Linked DNA regions of Homo sapiens: region 2 is linked to region 1. The links are chromatin loops, found by intact Hi-C in ENCODE. Cell type or tissue: CD14-positive monocyte. All regions are shown on one strand. Links, peaks and the distances in the headings refer to the core of each region. The heading gives the core; the rest is flanking DNA.

Evidence for each region. Peaks named below come from ENCODE experiments on the same cell type or tissue, not always from the same donor. Only the 100,000 strongest peaks of a DNase experiment are listed, where the experiment ranks them.
Region 2: a loop joins it to region 1, with 2.6 times the contacts of the local background. A loop is called at or near these places in 18 of 110 quality-filtered maps.

What each region holds. Positions count from the first base shown.
Region 1 is chr3:50,571,099-50,577,062 of GRCh38, reverse strand. HEMK1 (HemK methyltransferase 1, mitochondrial release factors N(5)-glutamine) reads right to left here. Exons shown (of 11, transcript NM_016173.5): 2 at 5,731-5,964; 3 at 5,262-5,353; 4 at 4,855-4,948; 5 at 1-11. The coding sequence starts at 5,958. It also overlaps a transcript of C3orf18 not described here. Among named protein-coding and RNA genes, the nearest start is that of HEMK1, 4.6 kb to the right of the region's middle. In CD14-positive monocyte, for the core only: CTCF peaks have their summits at 4,578 and 4,780 (motif pointing left); a DNase peak (open chromatin) is centred at 4,762; H3K27ac peaks cover 1,003 bases.
Region 2 is chr3:50,651,953-50,660,186 of GRCh38, reverse strand. No RefSeq gene overlaps it. Among named protein-coding and RNA genes, the nearest start is that of LINC02019, 13 kb to the left of the region's middle. RefSeq lists enhancers at 7,227-7,376, 7,242-8,175, 8,176-8,234. In CD14-positive monocyte, for the core only: CTCF peaks have their summits at 7,036 and 7,238 (motif pointing right); a DNase peak (open chromatin) is centred at 7,256; H3K27ac peaks cover 433 bases.

The sequences.
Region 1 (5,964 bases), core at 3,395-5,894:
TCAACCAGTTCCTGTGAAGCAGAGGGATCTGGATCAGAGTCGGTGCCAACGTGGCTCCTGGGGGTCTTGGTACAGAGGCCTAAGCAGTTACCCTTGTGAACGTAGGAAGGGGAGGTAGCCAAAGCCAGACTGACCTTCATGTCAGCTGGGGCATGGCCAAGTCACCCTGCCCCTCCAGGCCTCAGCTTCCCCATCTGTACATCTGAGCCCAGTTGAGGATAGCCCACCTCGTGGGGATGTGGTGGGGATTAAATGCACTAATCCACACCTGTTTCATGTTAAGTGTTCAATCAACCCCAGCTAAGCCCTTTACAGACATCCTCCCATTCTGTGCTTACAGAAATGCTAAGAACTGGCTGGGCACGGTGGCTCATGCCTGTAATCCCAACACTTTGTGAGGCTAAGGTGGACAGATCACTTGAGTTTGGAGTTTGAGACCAGCCTGGCCAACATGGTGAAACCCCGTCTCTGCTAAAGGTGTGAAAATTTGCCAGGCATGGGCATGGTGGCGGATGTCTCTAGTCCCAGCTACTCAGAAGGCTGAGGTGAGAGGGAGAATTGCTTGAGCCCGGGAGGTAGAGGTTGCAGTGGATCAGGATCGCGCCACTGCACTCCAGCCTGGGAGACAGAGCAACACTCCATCTCAAAAGAAAAAAGCTAAGAACCATACCTGATAGTTCCTGTCCACTCCCTCTGGCCTGACCCTGCTCCCAGAGTTTTTCCTGTATTAATCTGTTAAATCCTCACAAGTGTCCCATGAGGAAACTGAGGCCTGGGGTCAAGGCCCCACCTGAGCCTGGCCTGTGGTTTCATGGTGGCCAAGAATCAGGAGCTGGTGTGTCCCCAGCCTCCTCACAGAGCTGGGCTTGAGAGGCCCCCAGGGAGGCTCCTAGGCCAAAGGGACAGGGAATTCCCTCTTTTGGAGGAGATGGGCCATGGGGGGACATGGTCCTGACTAAGGACCTGAGGGCTGTGGCATACACAGGCATAGGTCAACAGGCATGGGTGCAGAGGGAGGTGCCTGACTGCACTGTACCTGCCCTGGCAGCAGGAGGACATTTTCAGACACTGTCACTTTGGAAACAAGAGGGTTTCAAGCCTTGCCTACCCAGCCACTGCCTGCAAGGACTATGCCTGTAAACCAACATAGGGTAGGGGTAAAGGGTGGAAGGCTCCTGCCGTCCAATGGCCAAAATTTTTCTAACCAGCAGTGGAGTGGGACACCTGAGTAGCCAGGCATGAGACAAGGAAAGGGCAGTGTAGCTCCTTCTCAAAGGCATCCCTTTGGATGTGGGCAGAGAAGCCCCCCAGAGGGTCAGGACTCCTGGGACCCCAGGTCTCAGGAAAGACTGGCTCAGGGAGCTGGGGATGGTGGGCAGCAAGTGGGTGCTTCCCTGATCTGAAAAGAGGACTACCTATTCCAGAAAGCCTTCCTCAAGCCTGGGCCAGGCTCTACCACGGCTTTCTCCACCCTGAGCCTAAGGTCTAGCCTAAGGATGGGGTGTGCCTCTCCCACCAGACGCCATAATAGGAAGACCTGAGGTCTGACTCATCGCAGTGTGTCCCACACTGGCAGGGCTTGGCCCACAGACAAACCTCTTGGCTACTTTCTTTTTTTCTTTTCTTTTCTTTTTTTTTTTGAGACAGAGTTTCGCTCTGTTGCCCAGGCTGGAGTACAATGGCGCGATCTTGGCTCACCGCAACCTCCGCCTCCCAAGTTCAAGCGATTCGCCTGTCTCAGCCTTCCCAAGTAGCTGGGATTACAGGCATGCACCATTGTGCCTGGCTAATTTTGTATTTTTAGTAGAGACAGGGTTTCTCCACGTTGGTCAGGCTGGTCTCGAACTCCCGACCTCAGGTGATCTACCCGCCTCAGCCTCCCAAAGTGCTGGGATTACAGGTGTAAGCCACAGCGCCTGGCCCTCTTGGCTACTTTCTAAGTGATGGGCAAGCTCTCTGTGGCACCACCCTCTGAGTCTCACACCCCCAGGTCTCCCCCACACCCCAATGCCATCAGCCAGGCCCAATGGAGCAGAGGGCTCCAGATCACTCACACCCATTTTCCACATAAGTTCCCCAGTGCTGGGTTCCAAAAAGCATCTCACCCTTCCAGGCCCCCAAACCCAGCAACAATGTTCACCCACCCTGAGGGTGGCAAGTCCAAAGCAGGCAGAACTTGGCCAGCAGGTCCAACCCTCCATGTTCCAAGCCTCTTCTGCACCTAACAAATGATTGCCTGTGGGTGAGGGGGCCCAGTTCCAGCAGGAGAGAGTGTGTATTCACTAGCTCTCACCAGCCCTGTGCCAGGCACTACTGGAGACCACTAAGGTACTTGTGGCAAGCTTAGCCTGCAAGGTTGGGCCAGGTACAGAGTGAGCAGTATAGGGCTGTGGCTGAGAGCCTGTGGTCTCAGTGGTGAGGCCACAAGCTGAGAGGTTGGTAGGGTGACCAGTTGTTGTCAGGTGTGTAAGCCTCTCTTGGTTTCCTGGTCATAGACAGACCTACTCTGGCTGGAGAATGACCCCTCAGCCAGCCACACTGGCCAGCCACCTCACAGAGATACTCAAAGACCTCAAAGACACACACCACGTATGTGGATGGCCACCTTGGGGAGGGTAAGAAGCTAAGAAACTGAGCCCCTGCCACCACTAGTGGCCTCTTGTTTGCCATAACACTCCAGAGCACCGGAAACTCATCTTGGTTGTAGAGCCACCTGGGGCAGGGGTAGATAACAGCCCAAGGAGTCCAGAAACTTTCTCTTCTCCTCCTAGTGAAGAGCCTCCCTCAGCCTAACGCTGGTGGCTCTTTCGGCAAGACTAAAAGCCATGCTGGTCACAGGCTCAGGGCACCCCCTCCAGGTGAATATGGTAAGAATCCAAGAACAGGGTGGGGCACAGACGCATGCGGGAAAGAGGTGAGGGGCAGGCAGTTGTTGGCTCTGCCTAGAACTGCTGCCCCAACATGGACTCCATACCCCATCAAGAGGCTGGCCCAAGGCCTGGGCAGAACCTAAGTGCCCATGAGTACCCTCTATTAGGATGGCATCCCTGGTGGGGCAGACCCAGGGAGGTGGCATTGCCTCCTTCAAGCCAATCACAGACAAAACACTGAGCCTCCCACAACCTGTACAGCCTCACAGCAGGCTGGGTGAGAATGGTTCACACCCCCAGCCCTGAGTTTCCTACTGTATTCACTGCCAGGCCAGGGGCTGAACCACCTTCTCACCCTTAGGGAAAATGCAACTCACTGGGCACATGCCTCCTGCAAGTTTGCACTTCAGACTCCCCTTTCATCAGAAACCATCCCCTGCACCCATTCTCACTACTCCCTGCCACAGGCCACGTCCTCTTGAGTTCTTGGTAAGGCATCCCCCGATGTGGCTTTACATTGGGGTGAACCTGGTGAGTTCTCAGAAATGTCTGCACAGCAAGATGAGCACCTGGCCTCCCAATCGCAGCATCTCCCCTCACCCCACCCCTTGCAGTAGAGCTGCTCTCTTGGCCCAGACCCATCCAAGAATCAGGGGGCCACATGGGAGCCAAAGTCCACACTTGATACTCAGAACCCTGGCACATATGGCTGGTGCCAGGTCAGCTCTGAAGGAACTCAAAAGTCACCATGCCCTGACCCTGGGAAGCCGGAGACAGCAAATGATCTCTTCGCCAGAGATCACGTGTTTTCAGGAGCCACAGGTAAGCCTCCCAAAGTCTGCAGGTGGCAGGCCACACCCTGCTCTGGGTCTCCATACTGTGTCCTAGGTCATGCCAATCCCAGATGGGGCAGCCCCATGTGAGGGATGGGGCTCTGAGCTGGGAGTCAGGAAGTCCACGTGCTGCCCCCATGCTCCCTTCCTTGACAGCCCTGTGACTTCAGCAAGGCCTCAGATTCCCTACTGTCCCTGCCCTGACACTGGGCAGTGAAGCAAGGACCTGGCCTCCCAACCACATGATATGGAGAGGAGAGGGGTCAGAGAGTTTCTTGGCTAGGGGACAGAAGCTGAGAAAGTGAAAGAAGGGTTTGGGGCCCCCTGGCCACAGCAGGGGAATGGGAACTAACCTTTCCCAGAAATGTTTGTGTGCCTAGGTCTTTCTAGAAACACTCCTTCTCAGAACCTGGCGCCCTCTGGCTTGCCCACCAGCTCTCACCCAGCTCTACTCCCTGGTCTGCGCCCTCTGGCTCCCAGCTCTGTCATCTACAAGGTCAGAGGGGAGTCCAAGAAGGGCCATATAAAGCGTCTCTTCCAGGACCAGGGTGCCTTACCAAGGGATAACACACTTGCGCCACACATCCCTAGTCCTAGTAATTTGAGGGACAACACAGGTGATTACCAGACCAGTCAGTAGACCTAAGAGGGCCACCAGATTCTCTGGGCTGGAGGGCTAACCCTCTCATCATCTGGGCCCAGAGATGGCAGGAGGGCAGTGACCTGCCCAAGGTTGCACAGCTGATACCAGGTCTCCAGGTGTCCGGCTGGAGCCCTCTCCACTTCCTCCATGCCTCCTGAGAAGCTGCTGGAAGACATTTGTTCCCTGTGGGTTGGGTGAGCCATGGGATGGCTCCCAGAGAAATGGCAGAACAGGCTAAGTACTTGGGCAGCACTATTTGAGGCACTCTGGGCCATTGCCAGACCTAGAGGCTGGGTTGATAGCTTGGAACATAACAGTCAAGGGGACCAACAGGAATCCTCTGTCCTCTGGGCTCTGCCAACACAGTCAGAGAGGAAATACATGTCTAGAAAGGCACTGTCCCTGAAGTCATGGGGCCCCAGTGCCCCCTGGAGGAAGCCTGGGGTAAGACTGGTGCCCTGAACTCCACCATCATCCTGATCCTGCCTTGCCCTGGTGGCACACCTACCTCTGTTTCTGGCCGAGGAATAAACACTGGGGGCACCATCCTTAGGCTGAGCCCCTGGAAGTCCCACTCTCCAAGGATGTACTGCACCGGCATCCTGCAGAGGGGGCAGCTGGGTGGTCATCAGGGACAGAGCTAGGACCAACAGGACCATGCCTGGGTTGAGATACCACTTGTGGCCAAAGGTATCAGGCAAGACCATGTCTCCAGGGCCTTGGGACTCCTGAGGCAAAACCCTCCCTCCCTCCCTTCTTCCTATTCAGTACCCCGGCCCCACTCTTGCCACTCCTGCACCCCAACACCTCCCTAGTCCTTGGACATTCTCCTCCTCCCTGAACTTGGTGGGGATAGGGGAGGCTGGACTGCTGCTCCCTGAACACATCCTTCAGGTCTGATCCATGGGTGCTCACCTCTGCAATCGACGGCTACTCAGCTCCCGGATACACTGTAGTTGCTGAGAGGTCAAGGGCTGGGTCCAAAGTGCCGGCCTCAGGCTCTGAAACTGTCCCCACAGAGAATATAAGTGGCTGGCTCACTGGGCCCAAGGCCCCCAACCCAGGTGTCTTATGTGGATAATGCCTGCCCAGCACTGGTCTGGAGGCCCAACCCTCTCATCATCTGGGCCCAGAGGGGGCAGCATCCTGCCTAAGGTTACACAGCTAACACCAGGCTTCCAGGTGTCTATCCCAGAACACTTAGGCAGAGATATATTCATTCATCCAACAAACTGTTACAGTGTGTGCCAGGCGCTAAGACGTTCCTTCAGAAAAATCCCATCAGTCTCAGCTAAGCACTCTTAGTGAACAGAAAACCTGGATATCCCTTCCCCAAGTCCTCCCTCCTCCCTCTTCCTGTCCTCTTGACAACACTAAACTTAACTGTTTTGGCTCCAAGGACATGAGCCACGATGTACTCACTGGATTCCCGGGCCTCAGGGATACCCCTCTTCTCAAAGACCCCAGTCCAGTGGCTGACCAGTTCTATGGCACTGGATAACCCAGCCAGAGGTGGTTGGGGTTGCCATGAGCTGAAGGCCCAGCCCCGGGTACTTCCCCTCCTCCCTGGGCCAGACAGGAGGGCCCACAGCATTCGGCCCCAAAGCTCCATGTCTCA
Region 2 (8,234 bases), core at 5,730-8,229, 81 kb before region 1:
TAATGTCTGCAGGGCAGGAATAGTACAGCAGAGACCTCCGCATGGCATAGGAGCCCCTGGATGAATATAATTGCTCTGGCCCTCTCTGTCAGATCAGATGCTACCCGCCCTCCAGCCCCTTTCATCTCTCCATTCTGTAGAGCTGGTCCAGGGCCCCCCAACTCCCTCTAACCTGAAGTAATTCTACTCTTGGAGCACCAGACTCTGTAATTATGGTATTTTCTCATGTATTCTCACGTCAAATCCTCCCAATAATCCTGTGAGCATAATTTTGGCCATTTTACAGTCAAGGGAACTGAGATTGCAAAGAACAGAAGAGACTTGTCCAAGATCAGCCGTAGCAGCCAGCCCCAGAGTTCCGAGGACTTCCTGACACCAAAACCCCTTCTCTATATCCAGGGAAAGCAGCAACCACAATCTTTTTTTTTTTTTTTTTTTTTTTTTGAGATGGAGTCTCACTCTGTCGCCCAGGCTGGAGTGCAGTAGCGCGATCTTGGCTCCCTGTAACCTCTACCTCCCAAGTTCACACCATTCTCCTGCCTCAGCCTCCTGAGTAGCTGGGACTACAGGCACCCGCCACCATGCCTGGCTAATTTTTTTGTATTTTTAATAGAGACAGGGTTTCACCATGTTAGCCAGGATGGTCTCAATCTCCTGACCTCGTGATCCGCCTGCCTTGGCCTCCCAAAGTGCTGGGATTACAGGCGTGAGCTACCGCGCCTGGCCAGCGACCACAATCTTTAAGAGGCTGACCTTCAAACTTTTGCAGAACCTGGAGTGAGCATTACCAAACCTAAGACTGTGACACTCCATAGTGACAAGTCTGGAAGCTGTGGAAGATACTTTGGGGAAGAGGAAAGTGGGAGAGGCTTTCCCCTATCCCCTGCCCACTTCCAGGATATAGCCTATGTTTTTGTGCTCTTTTCTAAATGCAGAGAAAACCCTGAGGGCTTCTTGAATGGTGTGAGAAGTGATGGTGGTTCTTGATGCTGGCAACCACCAGCCAGAAAGAGACCACTAGAGGTGGCCACCTGGGGCCAACCTCCCCAGACCCAGTTGTGGAGCAGTATCACTCAAGGAGCCTGCAGTAAATGCATGCACCATCCACGCTCAGGCAGGTTTTCAAGGTGGAGGCCCCAGGGAGGTTCTGATGGGGCCCAGAGCCGGGGTAACCCCAGAGTCCAGGGACCAGCAGGGACTGTGGAGTCTGAGAAGACTTGGCTCATCAGGAGGTGTTAGGTATAAAATGGGTGCGAATGGCACCTGCCTGTGACTGCTGCAAGGGTTACATGAGCTGAGGGGTTCAGGATCCATCTGTCAATAATGCAAGTTTTCCTTTTTCCTTCCATTGGACAGGAGGTCCCAGGCAGTGAGGAACCTCAGGTCTGGCAACATGAGAACTGCTCGGCTCACCTGGAAAACACAACTGGTGCTGGCTTAAGAATGCCCCAGGGAGAGCTTGTCAAGGAAGACTCTAACCAAGGGTGGGCATGAGCCAGGGGTTGATGGTGATTCGCATGGGAATCATCCTGGGCTGTCTCTGAGCATCCAGCCACAGTCCCAGTCACCCTTGGAGAGGAACGTCTGCCCTGAGGCCGTGCTACTTGAATCTGGGAGAAATTGTGAGGAGAGTTCCTCCACTCTGGCTTCATCATTGCCAATTCCCAGGCGAAGCTGCCCCAAACCACTCGCTTGTCACTTCTCTTCAGTCCAAGGGTCCCTAATGGCTCCCTGTTGCCTCCAGAGTGGTGTCCATACTCAGCCTGGCATTTCTTTTTCCACCCCAGGCTGGGCACTTAAAGCTTAAGAGAGGCCCGCCCTTTCCTATCCACACTCCCCACACCCAAATCAGCAAGACCATTCCCAGAGCCATGCTGTGCCCTCTCTGCTTTGACCTTCCATCTTCCTTCCAAACCCACCTCAAGTTCCAAAGCCAAGCAAAACTACTACTCTCCTCTCGTGATCTCCATAGCCCTGATTCTCTGAAAGACATCGTTATGCTGAAGAGCCTATAGGCAGTGGCTATATTTCCAGCTGGAGAGTAGGGACTTCAACTCAGCCAGGCTATGGCTTCCAACATCTCCTCAGCCCCACTCCATTCACAGGATGCAGCCAGGAAATCCCTGTGTGTGTCCAGCCTTTGGGCAGTTGTCCTGAGAGTGGTAGGGAGGGGGACGTCAGCAGCCAGCCCAGAAGCCAGGGCTCTCAGGCTTGAAGGGCCTCTGGCTTCCAGCAGAACATGCATGGGATGGGGTCTGAAAAACCCTCTTCAGGCCTCCAGGCTCTCTAGGCCCCAGTAATTCAGCACCAGTCTCCCTGCACATCTGCCCTTCTCTCCGTGCTATGGGCAGAGCCCTTTACACTGATGCCAGTGCCAAATACTGATGGTCTTTTCACTCAAAGCCTTCTGAAAGGAGGCCTAAGGAAGCCTAATTAAGAGCCATGGATGCCACAAAACCGGTCATCGATAAAGTCCCCTTCAGGAATAAGCAAAAATGGAAAACAGCTCTGCAGGAAAAGGTGAGAGCCAGAAAGACCTGAGAGGGAACTCTAAGGCCAGGGAAGGCAAGGTGGCCCAGCCAGGGGACAGGGGGTGCACATGTTGGGCGAGACAGTCGAAGCTGGGTAGCTGGCTTCTGAGCCTCAGTTTTCTCATTTATAAAATGAGAATCAAATGGTACTTTCCAGCTCTGACCGTCTTAGAGTCTATTTAGAACTGCCTGTCCATTCCAGCTCTCAAGCTGTTTCTGAACCATGCCTGTGTCAACTTTCATTTTTCCTGGATCCACTTCCATCCTTGGAAGACTGGGTTTGGCCAGTCCAAGAGGACAAACATGGAGGCAAGAAAGTGCAGAGGCCCAAGAGGTACCATCTTTTTCTAAGGGTGATCATACTCTAAGGAGGAATCATCGGAAGTCCTGAAGCTAGAGCCACAAGCTCTTCTAAGTCCCTCCAGTCCTGATGCCATCTTCCTCTGCCCCTACATTTCAGACCATCTCCAGGGAGCCTTCTTTTGTTCATAGGTCCAGCTACTAACCTTCTGGGCAACCTTGGACAATTCAGCTGACCTCTGACTATCTTCCCTCCAGAGCGTGGAAACTGGCCGCCTGCTCCTTCCCTAAACCCCCTTTCACACATGCACGGCATCCTAACCTCCTCCAGGCAGCCCTCCCAGCTTCAGGTGGGAAGTATTTATTCCATGGAACTAACTCTCTCAGGAAACCCACCTGACTTCCAGAGCAACAGAAGGAAGAAAACCTTCTCAGGGCAGGCTGGGAAAGGTGGCCATAGGAGGAGGATGGCTGTCCCAGGAAGAACACCTTGGGATCCCCTCATCCCTTGGCAGTGCTCCTAGCCAGGCCCCTAGCCTGCACTCACTCACGGGCTAGAGGGAGGAGGGGCTTGTCTCTTGCTGGCTGAGATTAGAGTATATGACTATTGCTGAAAATCTCTGCTCACCCCTACTCCAGGATCTCCCTCCCAAGCATTCATATAACTGTGATAAGATCAAGCCTAGTTACAGGAGCTCAGTAACAGGAATCGACCCTCTCGCTTCCAGGCCCAAAGGGCAGAGCCCTATCTCCATGTAATCTATCTCCAGAGGTGAGTTGTATCTTACGGCATCTTGGTGTGAAAACAGGCACAGCCACTGGCTTTGCTGATGTTAACAGCCCCAATGAGCTTTGCATCCACCGTTTTGTGGGTTTAATTTATTGCCAGCAATTAGATATCAAAGCCATCTTAGGAGCTGGTGTTCCATCTGTAAAGTAAAGGGCCAGGTGGGGGCTGATTCACATCTGGCCAACCCATCCTGAGCCCTGGACTCATTCTGTCCTGGGTGGTCAGTGGCAGAACCTAGAGAAAGGTGTCTTCAAAAATCTTGACTTCCTTGGGTCACATAAGTGTGCCCATATGCTCACTTCTGTCCTGGGGAGGCTGAACAAGACCAGCACTCTCTATATTGTGTTCTTTTCTGCTCCTCAGATTCTCAAAGGCTGTTTCCACTATAAGGCCTTTGCGTTTGCTATTCTCTTTCCTGGGATGCCCTTCTTCTCTTTTCTTTTTTTTTTTTCCTTTTTTTCTTTTCTTTTTTTGAGACAGAGTCTCGCTGTTTCATCCAGGCTGGAGTGCAGTGGTGTGATCTCGGCTCACTGCAACCTCGCCTCCCAGGTTCAAGCAATTCTCCTGCCTCAGCTTCCCAAGTAGCTGGGATTACAGGCGCATGCCACCACACCCGGCTAATTTTTGTATTTTTAGTAGAGACAGGGTTTCACCATGTTGGCCAGGCTGGTCTTGAACTCCTGACCTCAGGTAATCCGCCCACCTCGGCCTCCCAAAGTGCTGGGATTACAGGCAAGAGACACCATGCCCAGCCTCTCTTTTCTTATAATCAACTTCTTGTCATTCATCCTTGGCTGAGTGTCCCCTTCTCAGAGATACTCCCCACCCCCCAACCCTTCTGTCCCTGTCTGTCACTCCACTGTTTGGCTGTAGGTTCCATCATTGTAGAAGGAGTCCTGTCTGCTTAACTTGGCTCAGCCAACAGCACAGAGACACCTGCCCACAGGAGGCACACTGGGCCAGTCCATCCCCTCACCAGCTGGTACAAAGGGAGCCACAGTCTCTGGCTCCCTTCCTGATCCTGTAAGGAGGGGTTCTCTGGACCTGCCTAATGGCACTGGGCAGAGCCTCCCCTGCTTCACCTGTCTTTCATAGCAGCCCTGGCGAGTCCCACTGCACAGCCTACTAGGGCCTGGCCTGGCAGGAACCTTCAGAGAGAGAGAGAGAGGCCTCAAGGGCAGGTGGGTGGCTCAGTTAGACAGGAGCTCTGACTGCAGCTTCTCCCAGGAAGTCAGCCTCCTTTCTAAAGGCTTTAACCTGTGACTCAATACTTCCTTAAACACCATCATGCCCCACACGGTCTCATATGTGACGTGAATTTTTTCAGGACCTATGACATGCTGGGAGCTCAGCAAACTGTCATGCCTTACCTCTCCCAGTCTCACAGTCTGGGGGGCAGGCATTGCTATCCATATGTTCTAATGAGGAAATGGGCTCAGAGAGATTAAGAGAGTTGTCCAAGGTCACAGAGTGGAGTCAGAAGGGGATCCCAAGCTGTGTGACTCAGACCCAACATCTGTCTCCTCTGCAGGGAAGCACTCTGACTTTAAAGCATCCTGAGAGGTGCCAGGCACTCCTTGCCCAAGTTCAGGGACCAGAGGCCATAGAAGGTCACACCCAAGAATCCTTCCTCTGGCATCCAGGGGCATAGAAGATCAGGGCAGAGGAGGAATGGGTTTATGACATCTCCTCCAGCTAGACCAGATCAGGGAAGGGGTCAGATGACACTGGAACTCTTTGGGCAGGGATAGCCTTCCCATTAGGAAGGGGATTGTGAGGCTCCATGCCCCTAGCTTCAGACCCTGGTCCTGCCACACACCACTCATAGGAACCTGGGAAGTTTCTTCTGCTACTATTCAAGTTTCAGTGACTTCATCTGCAAAGTGGGCATAATCTCTGCCTGGGAGGGCTACTGGAAGAACAGAAAAGTAAACAAAGTCAAGTACGAGATATGTCTGGCACACGCTAGGTGCTAAAACATGAGCTCCAAGGCATGGCTCAAACAGGCCAGGCCCACAGCTAAGAGCCCAGCCCCTCAGCCCCTGGGCCTTTTCAGTGGGCCCTGAGACCCTCCATCCAGCCCTAGTAGCTCATGTGGGGGAAACATGACCCATGAGTCAAGGTCCCATCACCTGGAAGGGAGACTGGTTGGGGGAGAGTCCCTGCACTAGGGGTGCTGCTTCAAGAGGTGGCTGAGGGGCCTGCCTCATTCCCACACAGAGCATCTCTGCCAGGTCTGAGGGTTGATTACTCCGTGGCTTGCTGTGAACACAGATCAAGATCAGGAATGGGAATGGGGGTGTCATCTGCTTTATCTACACAGCCTCTACACTGGGGCAGGGTTTATAGGCTAAGGCAGGCTTCCCAGTGCCTCCCCTGCTGCCACCACCCACTCTTTGCCCCAACTGTCTCTGTCCAGAGTGAACTCTCCAGAAAGGGGAAAGCAAGCCTGCCTAAGACACCCACGACCACCCAGTCATCTCTGCTCCCTTTGTCAGCACCAGTGACGCCCCACCAGACAATGCCAGCAGGTGCCTGTGCCCATGAAGTATGGACTCTCTGAGGGCAGGAACCATAGGAGAAAGGACAATCTTGTAGCCATTTTGCCATGTCAGAGCCCTGCCTCCTGTCCTCACCAGCCATGAACCTTGGGAAGCCACTTAGTTACTCCGAGTCTTGGTTTCCCATCTGTAAAATGGAGATCTTAATGCCTGCCTTGCAAAATTTGAGATCAGTTTTGTTAATGTCTAGCTCAGTGCTCCATAAACTTTTTTAATGCATGTAAACTTGTTCAAATTAAATCTCAGCACACCAATCTATAAAATAGCTGTGTTGGAAGCAAAAGTGGAGGGTCCTAGGACTCCTTCACCAAATCCTGGGGGGTTCAGGGAGTCCAATGTGAAAAGATCTGGCCCCAACTCTAACAGCCAACTCTGAAATCAACCAGAAATGCTGGAGCAGTAAGAGGGGATGGATAGATTGTCTGACACATTGGTTGAGTGTATCTCCAGAGGAGCCAGAGGTGCACATGTGGAGGGGGAATGCACTACCCATGGGAGAACCCTGGGGGCTCTAAGAGAGAGGAGCTATTACCAGGGGCCCATTGTCTCATCCCTGAGCACCCCATTCTGACTTCCTACAGGAGATGGGACAAGGAAATGAGAGACCCCTGTGCCATGGCTGCCTCTCACCCAGTAAATAGACTTGTTTTCCATTCTTCACACAAAATGCCTTGCCTCCCCGTGTACCTGCCAGCTAAGTCCCTAAATGTTTGTCTATCCAAATCTGGCTTTCCCTTTGAGTTCATATTGTCACCACCTTTTGGAAGTCTTCTGTGATTGCCCCTAGCCAAAAACAGCATTTCCTTCCTTTGACCTCCTCTAGCACAGAGAGCAGCGGCTAAGAGCTTGGGACTCAGTTTCTCTACCTGTAAGATGAGAAAGTGAGGACTAAGTGAGATGATCCATGTAAAGCTTTAGCACAGTCCTGGCACACAGTAGGCACTCAATAAGTGTCAGCTATTCATTATGGTGCTGTGGTCTCTCCCCTGCCCCACAGCTCCTTCAGGCTATGGCACACAGTAGGTGCCCACTGAATACTCACCCAGGTGACCAGCAGGTGGCCCCACACCCCAATTAACCTCTCTGCCAGCTCCTCTGAGCCCCAGGGAACTTGTTCCCTTGAGTCAACAGCTGCCTTCTCCTGGTCAGGGGACACAGAGAGGGTAGAACTGGCAGAGTGCTGGGCAGCTTAGTGCATCACCTAGCAGACGCTTGGGCTATGCTGGTGACCAAGGCCTTTGGGCTCGGCCATCCCTGTCCCTGTCTTCATTGCAGCCCTGCCCCATCCTTGTGAGGATCATGCTAACAGATAAGAAAACTGAGGCTTGGAAAAATGCATGATCTGCCTGAACATAGAGCATTCCTCACAATCCATCAACTGGTGGTGATGTGTCTGTCAAGGGTGCTGGAATAGTCTGGTCCTGTTAATTCAGCCTCTCATTTTACTGATGGGCAACCTCAAAAATAAGAACTGCTTTGCTCAAGGCCTCATGTAAACCAAAGCTCAGGTCTCCTGGCTCTAGACAACCCCACTCCATCCCACACACAGCAGGGGAGGTGGGCTTGCCAGACCCTTCCCTGCCTGCTGGTTAAGCATGCTGGCTGCTCAGTATGACAAAACGAAGAATTTTACCCTGCTGGGTTTATGGGCAGCCGTGAGGACCCACTAGGGATGCAAAGGCTCGGCCCAAAGCAGCCAGGCCCAAGGCAGCCAGGTCTGGTGACAGCCACACACGGCCTGCCCTCCCCCCTCCCCATGCCTGCCATAAAGAAAGTTTCAAGCAGGCTTGGAAGCATGGAGACCCCTGCAGAGGCTGTAGCAGGCTGCATTTTGAGGCTCAATTCTGACACTGCAGTGGAGGGGCTGAATTGAGGGCAGAGAGGGGCTGGTGTAGAATAGCAATGAGCCAGGCTATTGGAAGCCAGCCAGCATCAGGTTTGGAGGACAGAATCAGGGCTGTTGGCCAGGTCAGGGGGAACATCACTAGGAAGAGATGTCACACACACACACGCATGTGCACACGTGTGTATATAACTTTTATGGAATTTTTT